Regions from separate parts of the Mus musculus genome. Here region 2 is linked to region 1. Evidence: chromatin loops called from intact Hi-C (ENCODE). Cell type or tissue: heart. All regions are shown on one strand. Each heading gives the region's core, and the rest is flanking DNA. Links, peaks and the distances in the headings are about the cores only. Region 1 has its middle 8.7 kb from the start of Gm26744. Region 2 overlaps Igf2bp2 (insulin-like growth factor 2 mRNA binding protein 2).

Evidence for each region. Hi-C counts contacts between places; a loop is a spot of excess contacts. Peaks named below come from ENCODE experiments on the same cell type or tissue, not always from the same donor. Only the 100,000 strongest peaks of a DNase experiment are listed, where the experiment ranks them.
Region 2: it touches region 1 in a loop (8-fold over the local background); 17 of 42 quality-filtered maps call a loop at or near these places.

The regions. Positions count from the first base shown.
Region 1 is chr16:21,834,491-21,839,873 of GRCm38, forward strand. It overlaps a transcript of Map3k13 not described here. Among named protein-coding and RNA genes, the nearest start is that of Gm26744, 8.7 kb to the right of the region's middle. In heart, for the core only: a CTCF peak has its summit at 2,374 (motif pointing right); no DNase peak of the experiment used is centred there.
Region 2 is chr16:22,121,093-22,126,475 of GRCm38, forward strand. The region is part of intron 2 of Igf2bp2 (insulin-like growth factor 2 mRNA binding protein 2); the gene reads right to left. Among named protein-coding and RNA genes, the nearest start is that of Igf2bp2, 40 kb to the right of the region's middle. In heart, for the core only: a CTCF peak has its summit at 2,777 (motif pointing left); a DNase peak (open chromatin) is centred at 209; H3K27ac peaks cover 214 bases.

The DNA.
Region 1 (5,383 bases), core at 174-5,173:
AGCATATCGGAAGTCAGAGACTGTGCCTCTGGCATCTTTTGAATTCCTTCTCTGCCGTGAGGTACAGGGTATGATGGTTACTCCTGATTCCAGGTTTCTAGCCCAGGTGGACCTGCATAACCAGGCAGGACAGTTGTTATGTATTTCTGGGTTTTGTACTAAAAGGGGGCAATGTACTATGCTATTCAGTCTTTGTTAAACATACCTCAGGGGGGATTTAGATGCTTTCTGTAGGTGTAAACCAAGTTGTCTGTAGGTGGGATGCTATGAAAAATTCTATATACCACCATTATCACAACTTACTGGCTTAAAAATATACATTTATCACCTCACTTATGGGGTGTGGCATAGCTATACCCTCTACAGAAGTGTTCTGACAGCCTTAGTAAAGACAGGTGCCAGGGCTGAATTCCTTCTCCCCTGGAGGTCTAAGGGATTTGTGGCAAGTAATGAATTCAGTTCCTATGACTCTGGCTTGTGGTTATCAGACTAAGAACTTCTGTTCTCCCACCTCCTTGTTTCCTGCCAAGTGAGGAAGTCTACCCTCAGCTCATAGAGATCACCCCACATATCCTTGCCATGTGGAACCCTTCAACATGGCCACATGCTTCCTTGTAGCTACTGTGCGAGAAAGAGAGAGGTGGCAGACAGGTGACATGGTTTTGATGACAGTGATAGTTATGTATCCGTAGTCATGTTGATCTTACCCTGTTGATAGGAAGAAGCGAGTCCTGCACATGCTCATGGGAGTCTACTCATGGGGTGACACTGGTGCCTTGCCCAAGGCAGCTTCTCTACCCAAACACCACTGCGGCGTCCTCTTACTTTTTCCTCTAGTTTGCTGTTGGTGGATGGCTGCCACTGGGATATTTTAACGAATGGAAATGGGACAATCAAAATCAGATGGGTAAACATATCCACTCACTGTGAGTAGTGCAGTGTGCTGCGACTCTAGAAACAACTGGGCATGTGTGTGCATGCGGCCAGTCTGACCTCAGCAGAAGATCTGTGTGCAAGATGCTCTGCCTCATGTCCACCAGCTGGTGTGCAAGTGGAAAAGGACAGTGAGTGGGGCAGACAGACCAGCTCTCTGTCTCACATGACAGTGGGACGTGGGATAGGTCCCATCTACCAGTTGGGAACATGATCTGCCATTCAGTAATTACTTCCTCGGTCTCTCCTTTCAGAGTTCAAGGTCGTCCCAGGCTGTGCAGCTAGTTTGAGGCCCGCCTGGGAAACTTGAGACGAAATCTCAAAACAATAACACTGTTTCTTTAAGCTCCTTAAAGGACATTGTCACGTTATGCCTACTGCCAGAGGCACTGTGTGCACACCTGTTTCCTCAGACTTTCAAACGGAGGTTGTTGCCATATCAACAAAATAAAAGGATCTCAAACCCTTTGCAAGCAGGAAGTGGCATCTTGCTTTATTTCCATTTCTTTAACTAATGTTTAAATTGAACATTTTTCTTATGAGCTTTCTATCTTTTCATCTGTAACTTAACTGGTAGGTGGGCCTTTTCCTTGTTCATCTCATTCCTACATTTATCCACATTAATGATTCTTTTTAATTAACAGGTTTTTCATACAACATATTTTCATTATGTTTTCTTCTCCCCTAACCTAACTCTTCTCAGATCCTTCCCACTTCCATACCATCTCAAATTTATCTCTTTATCTTAATAATTATTGAACTCACAATTGTACAAGCTGTTTCTTTTTACATTTTGTCAATTTTATAAATTCCTCCAAATAAACTCCCTCTTTGGTTCGTTGGATATATATATCCATTGTAACATACTTACCCACACTCATTTTCAAGTCATGAAGGAGTTCTTTGTCTTCTCTAAAAATATCACCATGTGGTTTTCATGGAAACTGTCCCTGGACTGAGTTGTTTAGCCCTTTCATTCAGACCTGGTGCTGACTCTGAGATGTAGCCCTGGCTGGAGGAGGAGGCAGGAGTCTCTTCTTCCCCCTTTTCTTCAGTTTCAGGCCATCTGAAGTGCAGCCCATCTGCTGGGAAAGCCGCTGTCCACGATGGAGCCACAGCCGGGGTCAGAGAGGGAAGAGTGCGTGCTGGGAGTGACTTCCTCAGTACAGAAGAACAGGTTCATGTTTCTGCATGGATGTAAAGCAGAGCTTGTGTGAACTTAACAGAATATACCTTAACAAAGCCATTTGATGCTCTTCTGTGTGGCTTACTTTACTATTTTGCCTATTGTCTTATTGATTGCCTTTCAGGATTCTGGGATACTTTAGCTAGAGGTTAACTCGCTTCTCTGACAAAATGATTCCTGAGCAATTCCAGCAACATTGCACTTTCCCTTTCAAATGTGAAAGTATTTCAAGAATATTTTTCTGGTTTACAGTAGGTGGCAGCAATGGATTATCTCACTAGGCTCAGCATGCAATGAGGCAAGTGCAGGGAAATAAAAGCATGTGCCTTACATGTAGGAGCGTGTAGTGGTGCTGTCTCAGAAATGCACACCATCACCTGTGACTGTTTCGTAGCCCAGCTATGCAGTGAGCACCAGTTTACACTCCTCTGGGAAAATACACTTAAGGTTTTATTAAGTCACAGCTTGTCTTGCAATGTGTGAATTCTGCGCATGCATGTATGTGTACATGTGTATGGGGGTACATGTGTGTGTATACATGTATAAGGGACATTGTATCCGGGTACACATGTTTGTTGTGCATGTGGAGGTCAGAGGAGAGCTTTGGGTGACTTCCTTTATTACTAACTTATTCCTTTGAGACATGGCCTCTAACTGAGCCCGGAACTAGTGACCAGCGAGCCCCTCCACCATCTTGCTCCTACACCACAGGGCTAAGGCTAGAGAGCCACACACCCACTCCTGGCTCTGCTGTGTTGTCCTGGAATCAGAGCTCTGTCGCTCACACTTGAGCAGAAGGGCTCTTTACATACTGAGCCATTTTAAAACACCAGCCTGTCCTCTAAAGGATACACTTTTCAAAGATACGTATTTAGTACAGCCCTGAGTAATTTAATAGACTAAACTATGCTAAGATCGAGTCTTTTCCAGGCCAGTGCTTCCGTTGTGAGTAGGTTTCAGTGGAACCATGCCTTGCTGATTTAAATTTCAGGTCTGATATCATCTCATAGTATTTATCATTGTTATTTCTAGAATGGGGTGTTCCCTATGAAGTTAGCCTTTGGCTGAAGTCCACTCAGGATAGAAGCAAGCCAATCCACCGCTACAGCGGGCAGTCCCGGGATACACTTGTGTAGGCAGGAGAAGGCCAGTACAATGGACCAGTGCTCATTCGCTGTCAGAGAGGCCAGGACCAACCAACCAACCAGAGACCGTGACAGAAGTGTGAGCAATGGCTTCCACTTCTCCCTTTTAGAACAGCCTCAGAATGAGAAAAAAAAAAAAAAAAAAAAAGTGAAGATGGCAGGGGAACAACTCCAAAATTCAGTGTTCAAGGGAAAATTCCATCCTGTCCTGAATTCTGTGTGTAAAAATGTCTTAAGGAAACCAGGTTCTCAGATCTACACACCATGCTTTTTCAGGGCAGGGCTGCATACTAGTTTGTTAACGGATCTCAGTTTGCTGCCAGCACAGACTAGCATGCTTTTTACTGAGTGAATAAGTGAAATTATCTACTTCTTCTCGGTGCCAACCACATTCTTTTCAATATCTTTCTAAAATCGCTCCTTTCTTCATATGCCCTGTAGTGGGCTATGCCACACACTGAAGTGTGAGTTAGCTCTTCCTCTCCAGCAAGAGCATGGGCAGACTGAGACAGTTACAGTCAAGGGAGGCTAGCCAGCACAGGGGAGTGCCTGGGATGGAGGCTTTGGAGATAATTTTCAAAGAAAATTCCAAGAATTTTGCATCAAGGAAAATTGAAAATGAGGCTCTAGGGTGTGGCAAGTGTTCCCAGACCCAGCGCTACTTACCTCACAGTGGTTTCTATGTCTCTAAAGTACCCAGGCCCCAGGAGCTGACCTGCTGCCCTCTGCTCCCTTCGTGGTAGACGTGTTGGATTTCCACCTAAACTTGCAAGGTGTGCTTCTTTGTTTCATGTTTGCACTCCTTTGCTACAGAGGCATCAATTCTGCTAGGACTTTCTCTTCTGTTACTTTGTAGATTTCAGATTGCCCACAGCAGCTGACTATGATTTGCCTCGTGCTCCAGCAGCAGACGTGTGTGTGTGTGTGTGTGTGTGTGTGTGTGTGTGTGTGTGTGTGTGTGTGTGTGATTTTTACCAGCCACAGATAGTTTCTGTGATTGTGTGACATTTGGAATTCTGGAGAATTCTCAGGAAGGTATTTAAAGGCTAGAGCACCAAGAAGTTTATGGGTTGTTGGTTGGTTGCTGTTGGTTGTTGTTGGTTGCAGTTGGTTGCAGTTGGTCACAGTTTATTAAGTAGTCCTATGCAAGAATAAATTAGATATTCTGACAGCAAAGATGAAACTTGTTCCAAGGAGCTCGACATTGTTAATCAGCAGGACGTCGTCTAATGATAACATCACCCCCTTTCCTTTCTATTTCTCCTAGCTAGTGTTGGGGGTTGAAAAGGTGAAAAAAGGGTGGAGAAGGGTGGAAGAAAGAAGAACCCATGAAGTAGCAAAAGACAGCTACAGAAACCTCTGTGTGTGGTTTCCAGGGTATCTGTACACTGCCGAGTCCTCTTCTCGCACACTTTGCTCTGTTTTTGCCATCTCTTACTTAAGTTACCTGCCAAGCTTTAATCCTCAGCCATATTGAGATTAGGTCAGAACTTATGGATTCATTTGGGCAGAAGTAGTTTTTAGCCACCAGCAGTTTCTATCTGTTACTAAAACAGACAGGTCTCCCTTATTTTGGCATAGTGACTGAATGTGACAGGAAACCGAGAGCTTTTCCATTGTGGCTTGTTACTTGGTTGTAAGTATATTGTCTGAACATAGCATCAATTATACTATGGAGTGAATATTAAAATAATCTTTCTTGAGAGATTTTTGCACACTGTCCTCTTTGCTCCGCTATTGTTGTTAACTGTAAAGTGAGGGCAGTAGTACTAATTGTGACTCTACACAGTAACAGCCTATTTGTGGAGAGTTGTATAAACACATTTTTATAACTGAGTCCATACTTCCTTGATTCAGTGTTTATGTCTTATAATCTGTAAGACTTCTATTTCTTTCTTTTCTTTTTTTGAAGTATTTGTACACTATGATCTCACCAGAAGGATGCTTTTAAATATTTTCGAGCCAGAGTGTCATGGAGCCTGAGCTAGCCTCAAACTCACTCTGTAGTCGAGGATGACAATCAACTTCTGAGCCTCCTGTGTCACCTCCCAAGTGTGCACGTGTGCAGCCCCACACCTAATGCACTGTGCCCTTACACATGGAAAGTCCTAATATGTGC
Region 2 (5,383 bases), core at 100-5,099, 290 kb after region 1:
CCCTGGTATGGCATTTCACTCCTCTTTACGGCTGAGGAGTATTTTGTGCATATGTGCTATGTGTATCCACTGAGCATATTTGCCAAAGCTTTTAATCCACTCACCTGCTGAAGGGCTTCCCTGCGGCCCCATACCTTGGCCACTGTGAAGGATGCATGCGCTGCGCTGCTATCTTGGCCACTGTGAAGGACGCATGCGCTGCGCTGCTATCTCTTTGGCACACTGACTTAGATTCACCCCAGCCTAAGTGGTTCGCTGAGTCATTCCATTCTATTTTCAGCATTTCTTGAGGAACCTCCACACTGATTTCCATGGTGGCTACACTCAGTTCCAAACAGCAGTGTCTTGAGAGGCCTCCCTTCCCCACAGGTAGTATAATAACATCCTAAATTATTTACTACTAAATTAAAATCAAATCAAACAACTGCACATTTCTCCCACTGGCATTTCTTATGTTTTGAGTTTATGTTTTAGAGAAGAGAATCTTACTATATAACACCACAGCCTGAAATTCGGAGATCACAGGCATATGCTACTATGGTCAGTCCTTGCAATAAAAGTACTTTAAGTATACCAGTGCAGAAAATGTGTCAGCAAACAGGGCTGGGAGGCCAAACTCAACCAGCCAGCCACCTGTCTTTGTCTTAGGGTTTTGTTTTAATATTAAACAAACTAAGAATACCTTTTGGTTTTTTTTAAATTACATTGGTTGATGCATTTATTGGTTGTATATAAATGTATGGAAGTCAGGCAGCAAACCCCAAGAATGATTTTAACTTTTTTTTTAAAAAAAGTTTGAAAGAGCTGGCATCATCAGGGCTACTTCAGTAAAGGCACTGCCACCAAGTCTTATGACCAGAGCCCAATTCCCAGGATCCACGTGGTGGAAGGAGAAGCAACTTTGACAACCTGTCCTCAGCCCTCCACTTGTATACACCCCACACACAGACCACACACACCAAATAAATGAATGTAATATAAACATGTAAATAACTCTTTTCATTGTGTCATGATTCATAGATGGCTTGGTAGGTTCTGATTATTGCTTTTATTTTCCAAGTCTGAAAGAAGAGTCAATGTCAACCACAGTATCTTCTTAGACATCAGACAGAGAAGTTTGACGTTGGATTTGATCAAGGTCGCAGCCCTGATGAACACCAAGACCAGGAATATACCATTTCCTACCTATGCTCTGAGGTTTTCCCATCACACAACTGTCCTCCTGGAGTCTTCCAAGTATGGCTGCCCAAAGTATCTTAAACATTCTCTACAGATTTGATAGCTCACCATAGTATCAAACTCATCCTTCCTAAAATAGATGGAGAGTAGACAGCACCACAGGCTCAGTGGTACCCTGCCCGATGACGAGATCGACCATCCTTGGCAAACCACTTCCAACCAGTTCCCAGAAGCTCTGCCTGGGGTTGTGTCTTCAGACCTGCCTATCTGTTCCTTCAGGCTTTTCTATGGAGTCTCACTACTGCAGATCCTTTACTGTATAAACATGATCACAAGCTCCAGAAGAAACTTGACGATGCTTTATTACATGCATTTATTTATATGGAGCTGGGAACACGAGTCTGCAGGTCAGAGGGCAGCTGGTTGGAGCTGGTTCCTACTCCACCATGTTATGGTCAGGCTTGGCAGCAAGTGCCTTTCTTTACTTGCTGAGCCATTTCACCAGCCCTAATAGACTACTTTCTAAAAACTCCCAATACATCTTACCACCATCACCTTCCAAACCACAGTCCTGTTTCCACCAGCTAGCACCACCATGTCGTCGTTAAAAAGGACCCTGTGATTAAGCAAACTGTTGTAGATGCCAAGCTAAACAGATCTCCTTCTTGCCACGCTTCTTGGGGCCTTACCAGACACACGTGCCTCACACATTTCCAACAGAGGAATAAAGAACACCCATTTGAAACATTACCTGGTTGAGCCATTTCCTAATATACGTCACCGACTAGGAATGTACTTCTGAAGTAGAAATAAAAGGATCCACTACTTAGAAAACTGTTTGTAATTATAAAATACCATGAAGATGAAGACGTTGAAATGGGGAGTGTAGTCCTGGAATATATGTTAGGGCAAAAATGTTTTCCTATACTCTTTTGGGAAACTGATTTGGTAGTAACTATCAAGTCCCTTTATGATTACACTCTTCCACACAATAATCCCACATCCAGGAATTTACACATTAAAGATGTAAAATGTGGACAAAATCAGATTCCCTACCCCTTAAAGGACACCAGTGCCTTCATGGGAAAAAGGGAAAGTATTATTTCTTGAGAGAAACACATCTCTCTACTCATCTGCAAAGTACAGGAAACAAAAGGGTGTTTACAAGCTTGGGGGCATCAAAACAGTATAAACTGTACTTAACCCCCTGTTCCCAAGAGAATGCTGCTGTTACAGATCCCCACAGGCCCACAAGAAGCCAGTAAGAAGACTCCCCAGGGAGAGATGTCCTGAGGCACAAAAGGGGGTGTGGGGAGGGCCTTCACTCCTCGAGCCCTGATGTGAAGGCTTCCTCAGGACTCATGAACTTAGAACAAAACATGATAATGAGGATAAATGACTGCATGTTAAACCCTTTTAGAAAGCTAACAATTTAGCTATTTCAAGAGATCATTTGATATTAAATACTTTTTGTTTACATTATATTTTAAGGGATGCATATAGCAATCCCTTAGGAAGGGAATACAGAAGAGAAGGAAGCTTCCAGCAAAGCGACAGGTTCAGATCATGTGACTAAGGCCGCGCTGCCCTCTAGTGGTGGAGGGCCACACTCTGAGGCTTCTCGCAGATCAATAAGCCCTTTTTATTTAAAGCTTTAAACTCACAAAGTTATGAAGGGGCAACAAAGGTTCTCAAAGCATGAACTCTTAAATGCTGGAGCCAACTGACCAAAGGAGGACATTCAGTTTTAAAGCCACTGCTTCGTTATTTATTCTCCAGTTCTCTGTATGCATAGACAAAGCCAGGTCTCAAGAGATACGAAATAAGCCGGGCATGGAGGCCACAAGTTTTTAAAGTCAGCACTGGGGGTGTGTGTGTGTGTGGGGGGTCATGCTTACATACAGCCTAGTAGACATTGACCAAACTGTGAATGAATGAATGAACGAATGAACTATTTTTTCAGACTTTCCTTCAATGGTGGCTACTACATTCTTCCCTCTGTAAGGTCAGCCCTAGTGATTTGTGCCAGGTCCATGAACATGGCTTCTGATGGTCTCCTTCCTAGCCTCATTCATCCACAATGCTGTCTCAGCAGAAGGGAGATTGTGGGTGTACAGCTCACTCAGAAATGAAGCTGCTACTCCTGCCTACCAGGCACCACTACACAGTTAAGAGGAAGCCTGGCTAGGGGAAACCCTACTTCTTGGGGCTTCTCTGGGGATTCACCCTGACCTGGGAAAACAGGCTTTGTCATGATAGGCAAAATCAAAGGACACAGGCTCACCATACTGTGTAAGGAAAGCAACAGGGTCCACCCGCACAGCATTTTAAGTGTTACAGTGTTTCCTTTGCATCTTGAGTTACAAGCCTGCAGGCTCTCACTCCAAGGAAACTTGACAGGAAGATAAATGCCTGACTGTGGAGCCAGGGTGTGGAGGCAGAGGTGATCGGAGCTGGCTGACCAGTGAGTGGCCGACTCAGGTCAGCACTACTTATCTTCCTCAGGACCCGTGAGTCACACCGGAGGGGCTACCCATCCAGCAAACGCACACGAGGAGAAGTTTCTACAGCTGTGTTGTTCTTACTATAACAGGTGACAAGGGCTTTTTAAAACCTGACAGACTGCACAGAACAGAAAAAAGCAAAGAAGCCTGAAAGGATTTTAAGTAGCCATCAACTGAGGCACCATCAGTCCTAGGCTTGAGAGGTCACGGTAGGGAGCTCACCACGAGTTGGAGGCCAGCTTGGACTACACAGTAAGACTTGACACAATCCCCTCCAAGAAAAGAAGTTAAAAATTTACAAGAGACACACCAGACTGCAAAGCTTGGAAAAAGCATAAGGTAACCAACCAGTCTATGCTTCAAGTATGCTGTTAGACTCTTTATGAAGCAGGGAGCTAGGGGCAGGGGCTTGCAGGCAATCCTGGCAACCTTGGTCCCAGCCTCAGAACCCAAATAAAAAGAGAGAGACAACCCCAGCACTTGGGAGGTAGAAGCAGGACGATCTCTGTGAGTTAGAGGCCAGCCTGGTCTACACAGTGAGTTCCAAAACAGCTAAGGCTTCACAGAGAATCCCCGTCTCAAAAGAAAGAAAGGGGAAGGAAAGGAAGAAAAAAGAAAGAAAAGAGAGAGAACCAACTGCACAGATGAAAGGTGTGTGGTTTTACCCATCTGCTTACTGACTCATTGAAAAGTAATGTTTCATGTATCCTCATGATAGTATTTTAAAGCAGCTATTCAGTTTCGTATTCCAACTGTATTTGTGTACAGAAAATATAGCCAGGGCAAAGCTACAGAAAGCAAGTTAGAACTGGCAAAATGGCTCGGCAGGTAAATGTTTTTGTCTCTGAGCCTGATGACCCGAACTGATCTCTGAGATCCTCATGGTAGAAGATGCAAATCAAGTTGCCCAAGTTGTTCTCCGACCTCCACACATGTGTGTGCACACATGGACACACACACAAGTAAATGACTGTAAAGAGCAAAGTATACAAAATGCCTCTGGTGAGGTGGGACTAAAGAGAAGGCTCAGCAGTTAAGAGCACTGACTGCTGTTCCAGAGGTCCCAGGTTCAATCCCCAGCACACACATGGCAGCCCACAACTGTAACTCCAAGATCTGACACCCTCACACAGACATACATCCAGGCAAAACACCAACACACATAAGGTGAAAATAAGTAGTTTTTAAAAATTGACAAACCATGAGCATTTTAAAATTAACTATGCTGTGGATCTCTATAGTGAATTTTTTTTTAATAAAATGTTTAGACTTATTGAATGTGTTTGAGTTTTCGGCTGCATGTAAGTATGTATACCACATTAGGCCTGGTGCTCTTGGAGATCAGAAAAGGAGTTAACCCCCTAGAGCAGGAATTACAAATAGCTGTGAACCATCAGGTGGTGCTGGGAGCACTAACCTAGGTCCTCTGCAAGAGCAACAGGTACTCTTAACCACTGAGCCGCCTCTCTAGCTCCAAACACTTAAAATGCTCTGAATGTCTGTTGCGTACACTTGGAGGCCAGGGACCAACTTGCAGTGTCCTCCCCGGGAACAACGCCCACCTCCTCTGGGGCAGGATCTCACACTGGCCCGAACTTACCAATTAGGCTAGCCCGACCAGTCAGCAGCCCCCAGGGAGCCTGTGCCTCGCCTCCCCAGTGCTGAGATTACAAGTGCATGCTACTGTGCCAAGCAATTTT